Linked DNA regions of Mus musculus: region 2 is linked to region 1. Evidence: chromatin loops called from intact Hi-C (ENCODE). Cell type or tissue: left cerebral cortex. All regions are shown on one strand.

Region 1 (8,000 bases):
TGGGAGACTTACTGGTGTTTTGGCTCTTACAATCTTTCCATCTTCTTCCTCCTCCTCCGTGTTCCCTGAGCCATAAGGGGGCTCTGATGTATCTGTAGGCTGGGCTCTCCACAATCCAGTAATCTTAGCATTGTGTTCAGTTGTGGTTTTTTGTAATGGTCTCCCTTTGCTATAAAGACTTGTTTCTTAGAGGACGGGTGCTGGCCACACTTATCCAGAGTAGATGGCTCAAGCACAGAGAAGGTTCATGGGTACAGGTCTAGACCTAGGCTTGTGGGTCTGAAGAGGTGCAGAGGGTTGGGCACTATGGTTACTTGTTGGTATTTGCTGGAGATTGGTTCTAGGACCTCTCTTCACCCCAGCTCCCAACCTCAGCACGATTCAAGGTTGTTCAAGTCCCCCACATAGTATTTGTAAATAAGTTTCACATGTCCTTTTATATATTTTCCAATGTTTCAAGATTATTTTAAATACCTAGTATAATATAAATGCAGTGCAATTACTTATTATACTGAGTTGCTTATGGAATGTTGATTCAAAAAAAGTGCATATAGTGTAAGTCTATTTTCCATCTGTGGTTGGCTGACACTGCAGACATAAAACCTTCAAATAAGGAGGTCTGACTTTAGAGTAAGTCCTGCTATGCATGAACTCTGTACGAATCATAGTAAGTCCTGAACTCTGTATGAATCACAGTAAGTCCTACTATGTTTTTTACTCTGTTATTAATTAATTAATAATGTTTGTAGGTGTACATTTGTGTGAGGTTGTGAATGCATTGATATGGGACTTGCCCAGTAGGCTAATCTGGCAAACTAGTGAGCTCCAGGGGTCTGTCTGACTTTGTGTCCCTTGTGCAGAGGTTCCAAGTGCTCATGTTTGTGCTTAACTTCTTATGTGCTTTCTAGAGGAAATGAATACAGGTCCTCCCGCTTGCATGGCAAGAACCTTCTCTACAGAGCTATCTCCTCAGGTCCTGTTTGCCATTGTTGTAACTATGCTTATTCTTGAGTAAGAGGTACCAAGTTAAGCATAGGGCTGGTTGTTATAAATATTAATTGGTACACGGCTTCTTCTATTCTTAGCCCTGAGTTGGAGAGTGGATTGGAAAGCTTACACACTGTGGGCTGTTTAACCACACATGTCCTTTCTCAACCTACCATTATACCTTCTCGTCTTCCTTCTTTATTTTTATTTTTCCTGAAAGATAGGGGTTCATTGTCAACATCTTCACAAAACTCTGATTATTTCAACCACACTGGGTGTTTGCTGTGCAATACATTAAACCTCTGATTCTTAGACCGAGTCTCACAAAGACCTTCCCCAGGCTCTTTGCCTTAAGAGCACCCTGTGCCAGACAGCCTGGGTTTTGAGGTAGCACTTCAGGGGATGTACCACCACTGGGCCTGCCCCTTTCTTTGGCTTAAGCTCAGTTTCATTAACAAGCACGTTCACACTTCAACTAGAACATTTAAAATAACACCCGCACAATGTGTTTAGTGTTCAGTTAATTATTAAGTCTCTAAGCTTGAATTATTCAAGCAAAATTGATTGGGTTCAACCTTCTTCCTTCTCTTTGTGCTTTAAAAAAAAAACAAAATAAATTCTCTCCTCTCCTCTCTAAATAATTTGGAAAGGGTTATTTAATAAGTTTCAATACCCTGGTCTGTGGGTGGTACCCAAGGGCTAATTAGAATAGGTAGAAGGACAGGCAGCTTGAGTCTTTTGTTAAAAATTGTGTTTAAGACTGGGGTGCGGTTCAGTGGGCACAGCCTGTTTGCCACCCTGAATTCTTTTCCAAGCCCTGGGAAAAAAATAGCACCTGCAATCAATTCGTATATTTCTATTACTAGTTAGACATTTAAAGAGAACCGACAGGGTTCACCTTCCTCGACAACTGATTTCTAATTGTTTAAAAAAATTCATTTTACCTCTTTTATACGTGCATGCACATATCCCTGCGTGATTGTGGCGATCAGAGGGCAAGGCATGAGAATTGATTTCTCTACTTCTATCATGTTGGGCCTAGGGATGGAACTCGGGCTGTCTGGCTTGGCAGCAGGGGTTTTTCTTGCTGAACCATCTGGTCTCTGTGTGCTCTTTTAAAAAACTTTTAAAAACATTTTTATGACTTACTCTCCTGAGTAAATGAACTTGTTAAAAAATGTGTTGACTTCATTTTAAAAACTTGGTGAGGCTGAAGAACATTTCTTGACCTACATAGATGATTACAGACGATATAAAACTATCCCTTCCCATGCAACGTCTTTGTTAAAATGGTAGGGAAAAAAGACACCAATGGCAATGAAATAACAACAGTAACTAATGTCAAATGATATTATTTAGTTTAGGATCACATTTCACGTCTATAATTTTGTTACTAGTACAATTAAGGAACAGGCACACTCAAAGATTTCATGGCTGGAAATGATTAACCTTTTGTCTGAACCTATCAAGTATCACTCACATGTCAAGAACACATTGAAAATAATGCAGACCTTACTTATGCCAGCAAGAAGAGACTCGGAAAGTATACATTTCAGAAAAGATTCACTATATTCTGCGAATCACAGCAACTTTAACCTGAGCCGTCATTTTCTGACTTATCTAGGCCTTCGTTTCTGGTTCTCCCTGTTTTTGCATTACTGAGATGTAAGAATGATTCATTGCATGCGTTGCCACGGAAAACGGGTGTAGGGAAGGCATATAAAATAACCACGTTTTGGAGGAGGCGCTCACTTGGGGGTGGGGGCGATAACAGAAACGCAATATTCCGGTTTAGCTGTATCAAAAGTAGAACCTTCCATGAGCATTATGGAGGGAACTCTCTCAAAATCTAAGACCACAAAACCCTGAAAGGGCCCCACCAGCAGCAGGTGCCTTGGCTCTTCAGTGACTTGCTTTTTGCTGCATTGCTACCGGGCCGCAGAGTGGCTGTCCCCATACCTGAAAAGTGTGCTGACAGAGAGTTGTAGGTTTGGTGACAGTGACGAACTATGTTGATTGCGGGAGCTGAATCCCCAGGGGAGCTTGTCACCTTGGGTGAAGAATAACAGGCATGATCTAGGATATTTCTGGAGGAAAACATGCCAGGCTTCACATTGGGGGAAACTTTGGGAAACAGAAACGGGAATCCCTCTCCTTTGAGATCCCGCATGCACGACAGGGATGGTGAAGCAGACCAGTCTCTTATTATTTTTCCATCCTGGGGGAGTGACACAAACGCTGTGGATTAGGAACACCGGAAATTAGGAGTCTGGGGCGTGGGAAAGCCGAATGGGGGCAGGGTGGGCAGGTAAACAGCGTCTGGAGCGGCTGTCTTGTCTTAGAGCGGTTGGAAGCCGAGGGTACCCTTGCGGGACCGACGGCATCTCCGCAGAAGTGGAGGAAGAAGGCCGGCTGGGGGGTGGTCACCGCGGGGACCCCGGGCGGCGGCGAGGCACCGTGGCGCAGTTCCCAGCCCGTGCCTCACCGAGCCAACCCGTTCCACACCCGAGTCGCCCCGGGGGACCCCGCTTCCCTGGCTGCGGCAGCCGCAGCGCCGCGGGCCGAGGCGATCCCCCTCCCCCGGGGCTCGGGCTCGGCTGGGCCGCAGCGCGCCGCTTCCAGCGGGGTCGGGGGGCGGGGCGCGCCGCCATTTTGGATCCGGACGGTCCGCGAGCCTCCGCCTGCGCGCCGCGGCGCCGGGAGCGGCCTCGGGGAGCCTAGGGCGCGGGCGCGGGCGGCGCGGGCGCGAGCGGCGCGGGCGGGAGGGCGGGCGGGGGAGGCGGGCAGAGGAGGAAGGGAGTGGTTGGGAGCCGGGCTGCGGCAGCCTCAGGTCTCCTCAGCGGCGGCAGCGCCCCCTCCTCCCGCGCCTCAGCCGCCTGCGTCCGTCGGGAAAGATGCCCTCAGCCCAAGGCTGGGAAGAAGGGACTCGAGTCGCCGCCCGAACCGCGGCTGCCGCCCGCGTCCTCTGAATTCGTCAGCGCAGCCCCTCGCCGAGGGGCGGCGGCGGCGGCGGCCGCAGGGCGCGAGCGGGAGCCCGGGCGCTGCGCCCGGCGGCACGGCGCGGCCCGCCAGCGGCCTCCGGCATGGAGCGGGCTCGCGCGGCCAAGTAGCCGCCGCCCCCGGAGCCCGGCGCGAGAGCCGCCCGCAGCCCGCCTCATCCCGGCTGCGCCGCCGGCCAGGCCCCGGGAGAAGCCGGGAGGAAGATGACGCGTCCTCGCCGCAGTCCGCTGGAAGCAAGACTCGCTGCAAAGCCCTAGGAAGAAAGAGCTCGGAGCGGAGGCTCGGCGTGCTCCGAGCCGAGCCGGGAGAACTGCTCCGGCAGCTGCCCTCCCTTTGCCGCGGAGGACTCGCCCAGGCGCTATCCGAGTGGAGGTTGGGAGCATTTGCAGAATTTTTGGCTTTCCCTCCCCCTCCATACGTTGCCCCCTCCTCCTTTTTCAATTTTTCTTCTTCCCGGGAAGTGAATTGCTGATGCCAAGGGGACTTTATTCATTAATGATGCAACTGGATTCGTTTCAGGATTATGTTGCACGAATTGAATTTTGAATGAAGGAGTTTTTTTTTTTTTTTTTAAGGAGTGTTGACTCTTTAGTTCGTTGTACTTTTAATTATTATTTTATTTAAATGTACAATTTAATTGTATTATTCTCTTAAAATATTAAATCTATATTTTATGGAAACTCACCCTCAAGATATATATGTTTATGGGTGAAATTGGAGACGCTTCCGTTAAGTGAGGTGACTGGTGTATTGGATGTTTAATTCAGCACCGGCATTGCATGACAGTTGTTGAAATAACAAGTGGTTTATTTTTAAAAACCACATCTTTAAACTTTTAGGTTCAGATAGTAACAGTAGACATCGTAAGGGCATTTAAAAGAAAACCAGCAGAAATCGAAGCAAACATGTCCGGAGAAGTGCGTTTGAGGCAGTTGGAGCAGTTTATTTTAGATGGGCCAGCTCAGACCAATGGGCAGTGCTTCAGTGTGGAGACGCTACTGGACATCCTCATCTGTCTTTACGATGAATGCAATAATTCTCCATTGAGAAGAGAGAAGAACATTCTTGAATATCTAGAATGGGGTAAGTTTTCTTCTAATGCGTTGCTGGGCGTGAGCATTATTAACTATAGTGAAAATGATGTGTATAGCCTTAACAACAGAACAAACGCCTATTAGTCAAGACTTCTCTCTCCTAGTTTTTCTTAACTGTTTGCCAGGGCAAAGCGGTGCCACTTAGTTGTTGCCTGGTTGTTTGGCCTTGCTGTTTGTGAACTCACTGCGTCTGGGGGGGGGGGGGGGCGGGCAGCAGCAGGAGCTTCAGAAGGAAGGCTGGGATTGGCAGAATTGGATTATTGAGCACAGTTGTCACAACCGTTCAGTGGGAGGGTATTTGTTGGTTGGAACATTCCTTCCCAGTCTTTGAAAATCACAGGAGATTTGAGGAGATGCTGAAGTCCCTGTGTTAATTTTAGGACAACAGGAATGTGGAGGTGGTGATCAGGGGGTTTAGTCTCATCTCTGGATAGCACTGGCAAAGGAAAGTACTAAACATGGACTTTCCAAAAATCACTAGGTTCCTGAGAAATAATAGAAATTATGTGTATGTGTGTGTGTAAAAAGATGTAGTTGGAGGATGTTTGGAGGCAGCTCCACCTGCCTTAGATTTTATTCTAAATTGAATTTGTGTCTATACTGGCTAGATGTGACCCAGGTGACCTATAGTAGTGGACTAGATCAGTGATGCGGGCAAACTCTGCATGTGACCTTCAAGGCTTGTCTGAACTCCAGGAGCCTCTGATGTCACTCACTCGTGTGAGGGAAGTCTGACATCCAGCAGTGGCCATCACTGCCCAGGCTGGTAGAGAGTGGTACCATAGCTCTGGAAGGATTTAGGCCATTTAGAATTTTGAGCTGTTGAAATACTTTTAGCTAGCTAAATGATTTTTATATCGACGATCTTTATTCCCAAGTAAACCTTAATTTTTCTGAAGTAAAAAATTTAAGTGGCCGTTGTTGTTTCTGTTTTCAAATTCATTCAAAATTTGTTTCTCAAGTCAACTCCCACTTTAAGAATGCTAACATGAAGCAATTTGAATTCTCCAGTTTTCCAGTATTAGATGAGTGATTGCTAGTAGCACGATGTTTCAGGGTTTAAAAGAAAATGTACAAATGTGCATGGGATGATTTCACAAAGCAGTTTGCCATCAGCGTGCTGGGAATGTAAGGAATCTTAAATCAGTTGTCAGGCAACTTCTCGCTTGAGAGTAGGTAATTTTTATGTTGGCACTGACTTTGCATTTACCTGCCTTTTTATGTGCAGGATACAATATTTTATGAAGCATATGGAATCTTACACCCTGTGTTTCATAAACTTAGGAATTCTGTGGTGTTTCTTTTTTTGAAGACTTAAAAGGTTTCAGTACTTTTAGAGTTGGAATTTGAGTCCTTCAGTTACAGCTTCATAGTGATACTGTAGTCTGTGATTATGATTGTCATTTAATATCCTTTTCATTTGCAAAACGGTAGGAGAACTCTTTGTACATAGCAGTGGCAAATATAATTTAAAATAGTGTATTATATAAGTGAAAATGCATTTTCATGGCTTCCTGATGTGTGGTAGTTTTATGCTATGGGGTATTTTGCCATCTTATTAAAATAATCTCTGTATCTTCCATTTAGCATCCTTTCTTGGATTTTTTTTCTCTGTTTATGAAGACACTTTGCAAACACATACATACATATTTACTTATACTAAAAAGTAAAACAAAGATCAAGTGTTTGGCTACATTCACTATGTTTTTTTATTTTTTCAGAGAGAGGGTTTTATGTCACTCTTGAAGTTTCTGTGTAACTGAGACTGGCCTTGAACCTTGGCCCATCCCCCTCTATCTTTACAGTGCTGGCAGTATTGTGCATTACCATGTGCAGATTATATAGTGCTGGGAATTCAGTTCAATCCCCAGTCCAAAATCATCTTTATTCTTATTAATAATTTCATGTCTTACCTTTTTAGTTGTCTGATATATGGTATGATGAGACTCTACAGTCTCATAAACCATTACTGGTGCTTTTAAAAGGCTTATTTTTATTATTTTAAATTATCTATGTGTGAAGGTCTGGTATGTGTTGTAAGTGCAAACTCCTGAGGAGGCCCCAGACATCTGATCCCCTTGGAGCTGGATGCTGGCGGCTGTAAGGTGCCTGACATGGGGGCTGGGAATCAAACTCAGGTCCTCTGGAAGAACCATTTGCCCTCTAAGCTACCAAACCATCTCTTCAACTCCAAGAGAGAAGTTTAAAAGTTAAAAAACTCCCCCTCCTCTTCCTTCTCTTTCCCTTCTCCTTCTTCTCCTTCTCCTTCTTCTTCTTCTTTAGATTATAATAGTTATATCATTTCCCCTTCCTTTTCTTCCATCCAAACTCTTCTATAGCTCTCTTTCAAATTCATGGCTTCTGTTTTCTTTGTTTTTCACACACACACACACACACACACACACACACACACACACACAGACACACACAGACACGGAGAGACACAGACACATACATAGACACACACACATACATATATACTCCTAAAATCATAAATACATGCTTAGTCTGCATGATGTTACTTGTATTTATGTTTTCAGGGCTGAACATTTGGGTTTGGATAACCAGTCGGTGTGCTCTTCCTGGGGAAGAGAGACTAGAACTTTTAAGGAATTATTTTGTGTACTTTAGGCTCTTAAGCCTCTGGCATGCTCTTCCCTTCATAAGAATTCGGAGTGGAAGTGTTGCAGAGATGCATCCTAAGTGGTTTCGTTTACTGTCTTTCTTTGTGGATCTTAGATTAAGAATGATGGTGTCTTTTCATTTAAGTATTGCAGTGAGTCATTCCTCCTTCATTTATTAGTCTATCACTACATTTTGGGAAATGTTCTATAATGTTCCCATTGCAAAAAATGTATAAGACTATCTAGATTAGGTTTTCAGATTATGAATTGACTGCACCTTAAATTTTCAATGAAT
Region 2 (8,000 bases), 74 kb after region 1:
CACACCCTGGATCACCATGCGATCTGGCTGGGATGCAGACACACCCTGGATCACCATGCGATCTGGCTGGGATTCAGACACACCTTTTAATCTCAAAGTTAGTTTGCTTCCTTCTAAGCAGCCATAGTTGAAAGTGAAGCCTAACTGAAGGGCAGAAAAAGTGACGAACCAGAGAAAGAGTTGGTTCATGCAGCCAGAGGCAAAGCATTTAGTGAGAAGCCAGATTGAATCAGTCATTTTGGAGAGGAGTTTGAGCCTGAACAACTGAGCTCAAACAGCCAGCCAGAGTTCAGAAAGAACTAGAAAGAGTGAGCTTGTTCAGCAGTAAGCCTTGGAGACAACAATTGATTCTTGGTGGATAAAAGATATATTTATACTTATGGTTTTGGAGAGTTCAGTGTGTAATCAATTAGCTGTCTGCTTTTGGGCCTATGGTGAGGCAGCATATTGTTCTGGGAGAGTATGGCAAAATAAAACTGTCCATCTCTTGAGTGGAGCCTGATAGGAAGAAAGAGAGGGAGGAAATAATTAAGTCAGTTTCTAGTCCATAACCCTAACAACTTAAAGGTACCTAACTATTATTAAGCTATATATAATAAAGCGCTATATTGGGTTCTAAACCTTTACCACTGTATGGACATTTAAGGGGCACCCAGTATCTAAACTATGGCAGATAGTATTTGCTTTCTCCAGTGGTGCCTCTCAGTTACTGGAAATGCTGTCCATGAATATTTGCTTTCCTTTCTGTAGTTTAGTTTCAGCCCTATAACAAACCTGACAAGCTGGAAGGGCCTTAGGAGATTATCTAGTTAAACGGAAACAGTGTTGGAAACAGACGTGTAATCAGTTTGTTAACAGTGAAAATGGTCTTATTTTTACTTGGCAGTTTCTTTGTCTGTAACCGGATAAAACTAGGCTGTGCTACCTTTTTATTGTTGGAAAGGACACGTTCAGTCCGCAGTTTATAGAACTGTTGGTCTTAGTTGCTCTTTGGGAATTGGAGGAGGGAGTTATGAACGAACTGGAATATATGTGTAGTCGGCAAGAGCTGGACTAAAGAGCTTTCTCGTTTTCAGTTCATTTTGTATTGCTTGATCCCCCAGAACCTCTGGTAGCTGCATTCTCTGTGACCCCTGTGGATCTGGCATCACTATCTCATAAGACCAGCTGCTTGCATATTGTGTATCTTGGTTAGTTTCTCAGTAATAGATGCTGAGTTTAAATTCCTGTGTAGAAAACTTGGGAAGGAAGATATAATGTATAATAAACAGTAGACACTGTTGACAAATAAAATCATTTGCTTGGCATAATTCACTAATGTAACTTTTAAATTTGACATTATTTAATTTAGGATCTTAGAATTGAGCAGCATTAAAATAATTGATAATTGGTATTTATTTTTTTCTTACAGAGAGGAAAATGGAAAATGGAAAACGTAAGCTTTTTGCCATATTTTAAAAGTTGTATTTCCATTATCTTTTCTAGGTTGCTGTAGTTAAACTAAAAAATGCAGATAAAGTATTCGCCATGAAAATTCTGAACAAGTGGGAAATGCTGAAAAGAGCTGAGGTAAGTCTTTTCTGTTTTGCAACAATTGATGGCACTTAGGTTGTTTTTCATATAGATAAGTTAATATGTTGGTAGTAAAAATCTTTGTACATGAATTTTTGAGTACTTTTGTGAGCTTATGTATAGTCTGAATATGTAGCAAGGTGGACTCAAATTATTAGTGCATTTAAGATTTTTATCAAAATTAACTTTGTGTGTTTGTGAAAAAGAAATTTCAAAATGAAAGAAGAAAGAGTATCAGCCCAACCCATGTCACCAGAATGCAGTCAGTGTAAGGAGGCTGTGAGATAAGTTTGATCTGAAGAACCTACAGTGGAAAGAGAGCAGACAACAGAAAGTTGTCCTCTGTCCTCCACAGGTGTGCACTGTGGCATCTTAGCATACATGTGCATGCACACATGTGTGCACACTTCCTCACACAGGCAATCAACATGTAAAAAGATATAAAGGTAGAGGAAGTATGAAGCGCTCTTAATCACAGATCTTGCGGTGGCTGCCCTGAGATCTCCAGTCTGTAGAGGGAGGTTGAAATGATCTTAGTGGTTGTTTATGGGATGGATCCCAGGGTGGGGCAGTCTCTGGATGGTCCTTCCTTCTGTCTCAGCCCGGAACTTTGTCTCTGTAACTGCCTCCATGGGTATTTGTTTCCCATTCTAAGGAGGAAGGAAGTCTCCACACTTTGCACTTCCATCTTGAGTTCCATGTGTTCTGCAAACTGTATCTTAGGTAGTCTAAGTTTCTGTGCTTATCAGTGAGTGCATAACATGTGTGTTCTTTTGTGATTGGGTTACCTTACTCAATATGATATCCTCCAGATCCATTCCTTACAAAGCCAGACACTATTATTGCATATGCCAACAAGATTTTACTGAGAGGACCCTGATACAGCTGTCTCGTACGAGGCTATGCCAGTGCCTGGCAAATACAGAAGTGGATGCTCACAGTCATCTATTGGAAGGAACACAGGGCCCCCAATGGAGGAGCTAGAGAAAGCACCCAAGGAGCTGAAGGGGTCTGCAACCCTATAGGTGCAACAACATTATGAACTAACCAGTACCCCCAGAGCTTGTGTCCCTAGCTGCATATGTAGCAGAGCATGGCCTAATTGGCCATCAATGGGAGGAGAGGCCCTTGGTCTTGTGAAGATCATATGCCCCAGTGGAGGGGAATGTCAGGGCCAGGAAGCAGAAGTAGGTGGGTTGGGGAACAGGGTGGGGGGCGGGGAGGTACAGGGGACTGTCGGAGAGGAAACTGGGAAAGGGATAGCATTTGAAATGTAAATGAAGAAAGTATATAATAATAATAATAATAATAATAATAATAATAATAAAGAAATGATCTTAAGATAATTTTTCCAGGAAAGGATTTTGTAGGTTGTTTGCATGGTACAACTTTAACACCTTCCAAGTTAAAGTTACTTTAGTGGAAACCCTGTTCTTAGGGTGGGGAATATATTTAAATGTTAGAAGGTATTGCTTAAATAAATGTTTTAATTATTTAGAGTATGTAGCTATGTGTTTTTCAGCACACTTGCCAATTACCAGGCATTATCATATGATATTTTTGTTATATTAAAGCTTTGTTACTGACTTCTTAAAAATTAATGTATCTCATGTTTTTGGGTTCTTTGTTTGATGTATGTGGCTATCAAATATATGTTAAACTATACACTTGAAAGTTAATTCAAAAGTTACTGGGTCCATCTAGGACCCATTTAGGAGGTAGAGGAAGAAAGATTAAGAATTTCAGTTTGTCCTAAGTTTTATAGCAAATTCAAGGTTTGCCTGGGCCACAAGGAGAATTTGTCACAAACAAACAAAAAAACAATGATGATGCTGTGCTATAAAAAATGGAAATTTTAAGATTTTTTTAAAATTTGAAATTCCATTTAGTTTTCACAGTGAAAAAGTTAGATGTTAAATATTCTCTTATTATATGAAAAGATTTCTCTGTAACAGTATTTTGTGAATGAGAAAAGCCTTTATTTTCAAGAAATGAGAAGCTAGACTAGGTGTAATCATTAGTATACTTTATATTTTTGAGTAATGATTTTGTCTCTTATTATCATTATTATAATTTATGATGATGATGATGATGATGTGAGTGTGCATGCGCATAATATGTTTGTATCAGGATAGCCATGTACCTGCCATGGTTCTGTGTATGAAAGTCAGAGGATAACTTTCAGGAGGTTATTTTATCTTTCCTTCATGAAATCTAGGGACTAGACTCAGGTCATCAGACTTGAATGGCAAGTACTTTTTACTGGCTGAGCTATCTTGAGGGCACTATGCATGCAGTTTTGATAGGCTGTATATGATTGGAAATTTGATGAATGTATTTTATGGAAGTTCTTGAGAGTCCTATGACAACTTTGCAGAATTATCATTTATGAATGGACCTCATTTAACTTCTGTTTCAACGTAGGATTTCTTTTTGTTTTAAGTTTTTTCAAAAAAATTTATTTATTATATGTAAGTATACTGTAGCTGTCTTCAGTCACACCAGAAGAGGGCATCCAATCTCCTTACAGATGGTTGTGAGCCACCATGTGGTTGCTGGGATTTGAATCAGGACCTTTGGAAGAGCAGTCAGTGCTCTTAACCGCTGAGCCATCTCTCCAGCCCTTGTTTTAACTTTTAATTCTTCTTTCATATATTAACATCCTGATCACAGTTTCCATTTCTTTCTCTCCTCCCAGCCCCTCCTCACCCCCCAAAATCCACTCCTGGTTTTTCTTCAGAAAAGAGCATGGATAGCAACCAAACATGCCATATCAAATTATAGTTAGATTAGACACCTCCCCTCCTATTAAGGCTGGACAAGGGTCCAAAAGGCAGGCAAAAGAGTCAGAGACAGCCCCTGCTGCCACTGTTTGGAGTCCCACAAGAAGACCAGGCTACACAACTGTAACATGTGTGCAGAGGGCCTAGGTCAGGCCCATGCAGACTCCCATGTGGTTCTCTGAGAATCTATGAGGCCAGGTTAGTTGGGAAAGTGAGAAACTAAGTTTAAGCTAGCTTTGCAGAGCTAGTAATCCTTTTGTTATATTGCTGAGACGTACCATGCTTTCTGGCTAGCCAAGGATGGCCTTAAGCTCTTCATCTTGCTTTCACTTTTTAAGCACTGTGATTGTAGGTCACCACCTTTTTTGTTCATTGTGTTTTTAGAGACCCAAATCATGGAGATAATGTAAAGATAACAATAACAACAAACAGCAACCCCCACTGCCTCCCAAACCCAGAAAATCAAAAAACCCATTTTCTTTAGATACAAATTTTTTCATTCAGAAAATATGATTGAATTTCTTTTTTTTTAAATTAGGTATTTTCCTCGTTTACATTTTCAATGCTATCCCAAAGGTTCCCCATACCCACCCCCCCAATCCCCTACCCACCCACTCCCCCTTTTTGACCCTGGCGTTCCCCTGTACTGGGGCATATAAAGTTTGCAAGTCCAATGGGCCTCTCTTTCCAGTGATGGCCGACTAGGCCATCTTTTGATACATATGCAGCTAAAGACAAGAGCTCCCGGGTACTGGTTAGTTCATAATGTTGTTCCACCTATAGGGTTGCAGTTCCCTATAGCTCCTTGGGTAATTTCTCTAGCTCCTCCATTAGGGGCCGTGTGACCCATCTAATAGCTGACTGTGATCATCCACTTCTGTGTTTGCTAGGCCCCGGCATAGTCTCACAAGAGAGAGCTGTATCTGGGTCCTTTCAGCGAAATCTTGCTAGTGTATGCAATGGTGTCAGCATTTGGAAGCTGATTATGGGATGGATCCCTGCATATGGCAATCACTAGATGGTCCATCCTTTCGTAGCACCTTCACACCACCAGAGTGTCCATTTATCATGGTTTAATACTGATCAAGAACAGATTTTCTTAGCAGGGCCACTGTTGATACTTGGTTATTTCTTGTGGAAGCTGTTCTATGTATTGTATGGGGGGATTATCCTGCCTTCTTCTACTAGATACCAGTAGTATCTTTCCCAGCTGACATAAACAGCTGAGGACAATTTACATGTACATCAAATAAATATCTGGAACGTGCCTTATAGCTACCTAATACCCATGTTTCAAAAAGAACAGCTTAATAGTTTAAAATTTACATAATGCCTGAGACTATCTCTATAGAGTATGTGTGTATATGTTTGTGCATCAGTGAAACTGAGGATGGCGGGGAGTGTGTGAAGCATAACCAAGAAGATTAGATAATAAAATAGTTGTTGAAATTGAGTGACAGGATGTTGGGAGAAGGAATTATGTCACTCTCTCTACTTCTGTATGTTTGAAATCTTATGTCATAATTTATTATAAATTATCTTTTAAAACTTTCTTTTTTACTGAGTAATTTAGGATAAATTAGAATTTACAGTTTACTTTGTTGTTTTGGCTAATGTCTTCAGAGTTTTGTTTAGTTTGGAATTGTCAATCAAGTGAAGCGTGATTGCTTACTAGATTCCAGCTGGATTGTTGTTAAAATCTCAGGTCACTGTCATCTAAGATAAAGCCAGGAGAGGGGTTTCTTGGGTTTTGTCAGCTTTCTAAAATATTAAGAACCATACACTGATTTCAGCTGAGCTTTATAGCAGGACTTAGTAGAAAGTAGGTAACATGATTCTATTTTCTTCTAAAGTGAACTAAGAATAATGTCATAGACTTAGTAACTTGATTGACAGTTTAACTCACCACGTCAGATGGTTTAGATTTACTTTTTTAGTGCTTTCTCTGATGTTGCCACTTAATTCCTGGCTTTGACAATTCTGCTTACCCAAATTAGTCTTGTGTGTGTACATGAGCATGCTAGGGATAACTGTGTGTTATTTGGTTTCTTGTGTCATGGGAACTTAACTTTCCTAATGGGCAACCATTACCAACTGTGAGAGCTGAGAACGGCTCCTGGGTACGAGGATTGTACCCATGAACAGCTCTGAGTTGAGTCCTGAGTACTGGAGCGCACAATTCAAAGCTCAGACGCACTTACTGTGGCCATCCTTTTTATGTCTTTAACAATGGCGAAGTAGATATGGCAAAATTGGACATTTATATCATCTGACTAACAGGTTGGTCTGTGGTTAAGTTAAATAATTTTGTGAATTTTTCTGTTTTGGACTATAGCAATTCTAAAAAATATTACACTTTTAAGGCTGTGATACATATTTTGAGCAATTGTTTACAATAGTGTTTAGTCTAGGTTTGTGTAAAGTATTCTTTACAATATTGTCTTTCCCTTGCAGACAGCGTGCTTTCGTGAAGAGAGGGATGTGTTGGTAAATGGAGACAGTAAGTGGATAACCACTCTGCACTATGCTTTCCAGGATGACAATAACTTAGTAAGTAGTCGTATGTTTTTATATTTGTAGCCTCTTGTTGGCCAACTTTAGCATTATACTTGAAGGTATTTCTTAAATGTAGATGTTATTTAAAATAGAAAAATCACTGCACTTCACAGAGCATCAGTAATACACTTGGTATTGGTACTTAGCACACTTGAGCATGTAACCCCTTGGTATGAGAATTTTTTGTCTGAGAAATTTGATGCTGTTTTATTGAATCTGCTTATACCTTTAAATAAGAAATCCCAAACGAAATCCAGTCTGTTTTAATTTTCTTCCATTAAATTCTATAGGAATGAGTTTGAGAGTTTTTCTCTTTATGACTCTCCCAATGTATTTTATTAGTAGTGTTCTGATTTTTAAAAGTTTACACACTTTTCAAAGTGACCGTGTGCTGTATGAGCCCATATATATTGACATCGTGGACCACTTCATAAAAGCTTGGGGGGAAAAAAGCTTAGAGAAAATTCAGAATATTAGAATCTGTACCACTTGAATAGAGACACCAGAAATGAGGAAGTAAAAGTCAAAGGAGAAACAAGTTGAGTTTGTTCCAGTTGAGCATGTAACTCCTTTGCCTGCTATTCAAAGTTTTTCTGTTTTTGATCCACTTTTATCTCTAGGTTTATATCTTTTAGGAGTATATTAATGTCTTAGATGCTGCTATGTACCAGACTTGACAACTAGATTAGAACGCAGAGGGGGCGGTTCTGGAGTCCTGGGAGATGTGTGTACGCTTCTGCTCACTTTAGATGGGGAGCAGATGGCACACTACAGCACTAATACCATCAAAGCCCAACTTGGTGAGCCAGTGAGTTTTATTTGGGTTAATTGCAGGAGCAGAAATTACTCAAAGGCAGCTCTGTTACCATCATGCATCATATGTAGTGTGTGCTTTGTAGTCAGAATTGTTTTATAAATGACAGGGTAAAGCTTTGCATGTATTTATTGTTCAGTGTCAGAGTGAATGAAATGATGTTCTACGTGGAAAGTAATAAAGGCTAAAATTCTGTCCGTATATTCTTTTGGAGATAGATTTATCACTGAATTTATGCATTGCTTAAAATCTACATTTTGTTTTAAATATATATG

The links. Peaks named below come from ENCODE experiments on the same cell type or tissue, not always from the same donor. Only the 100,000 strongest peaks of a DNase experiment are listed, where the experiment ranks them.
Region 2: a loop joins it to region 1, with 2.3 times the contacts of the local background. A loop is called at or near these places in 7 of 42 quality-filtered maps.

Annotation. Positions count from the first base shown.
Region 1 is chr1:179,956,218-179,964,217 of GRCm38, forward strand. It overlaps Cdc42bpa (CDC42 binding protein kinase alpha), which reads left to right and starts at 4,543. Exons shown (of 37, transcript NM_001359541.1): 1 at 4,543-5,070. The coding sequence starts at 4,893. In left cerebral cortex, no CTCF peak of the experiment used is centred here; DNase peaks (open chromatin) are centred at 2,743, 3,166, 3,672, 3,815 and 5 more places; H3K4me3 peaks cover 4,639 bases; H3K27ac peaks cover 3,934 bases.
Region 2 is chr1:180,030,020-180,038,019 of GRCm38, forward strand. Cdc42bpa (CDC42 binding protein kinase alpha) reads left to right here. Exons shown (of 37, transcript NM_001359541.1): 3 at 1,486-1,569; 4 at 6,810-6,905. Among named protein-coding and RNA genes, the nearest start is that of Cdc42bpa, 73 kb to the left of the region's middle. In left cerebral cortex, a CTCF peak has its summit at 4,076 (motif pointing right); a DNase peak (open chromatin) is centred at 7,640.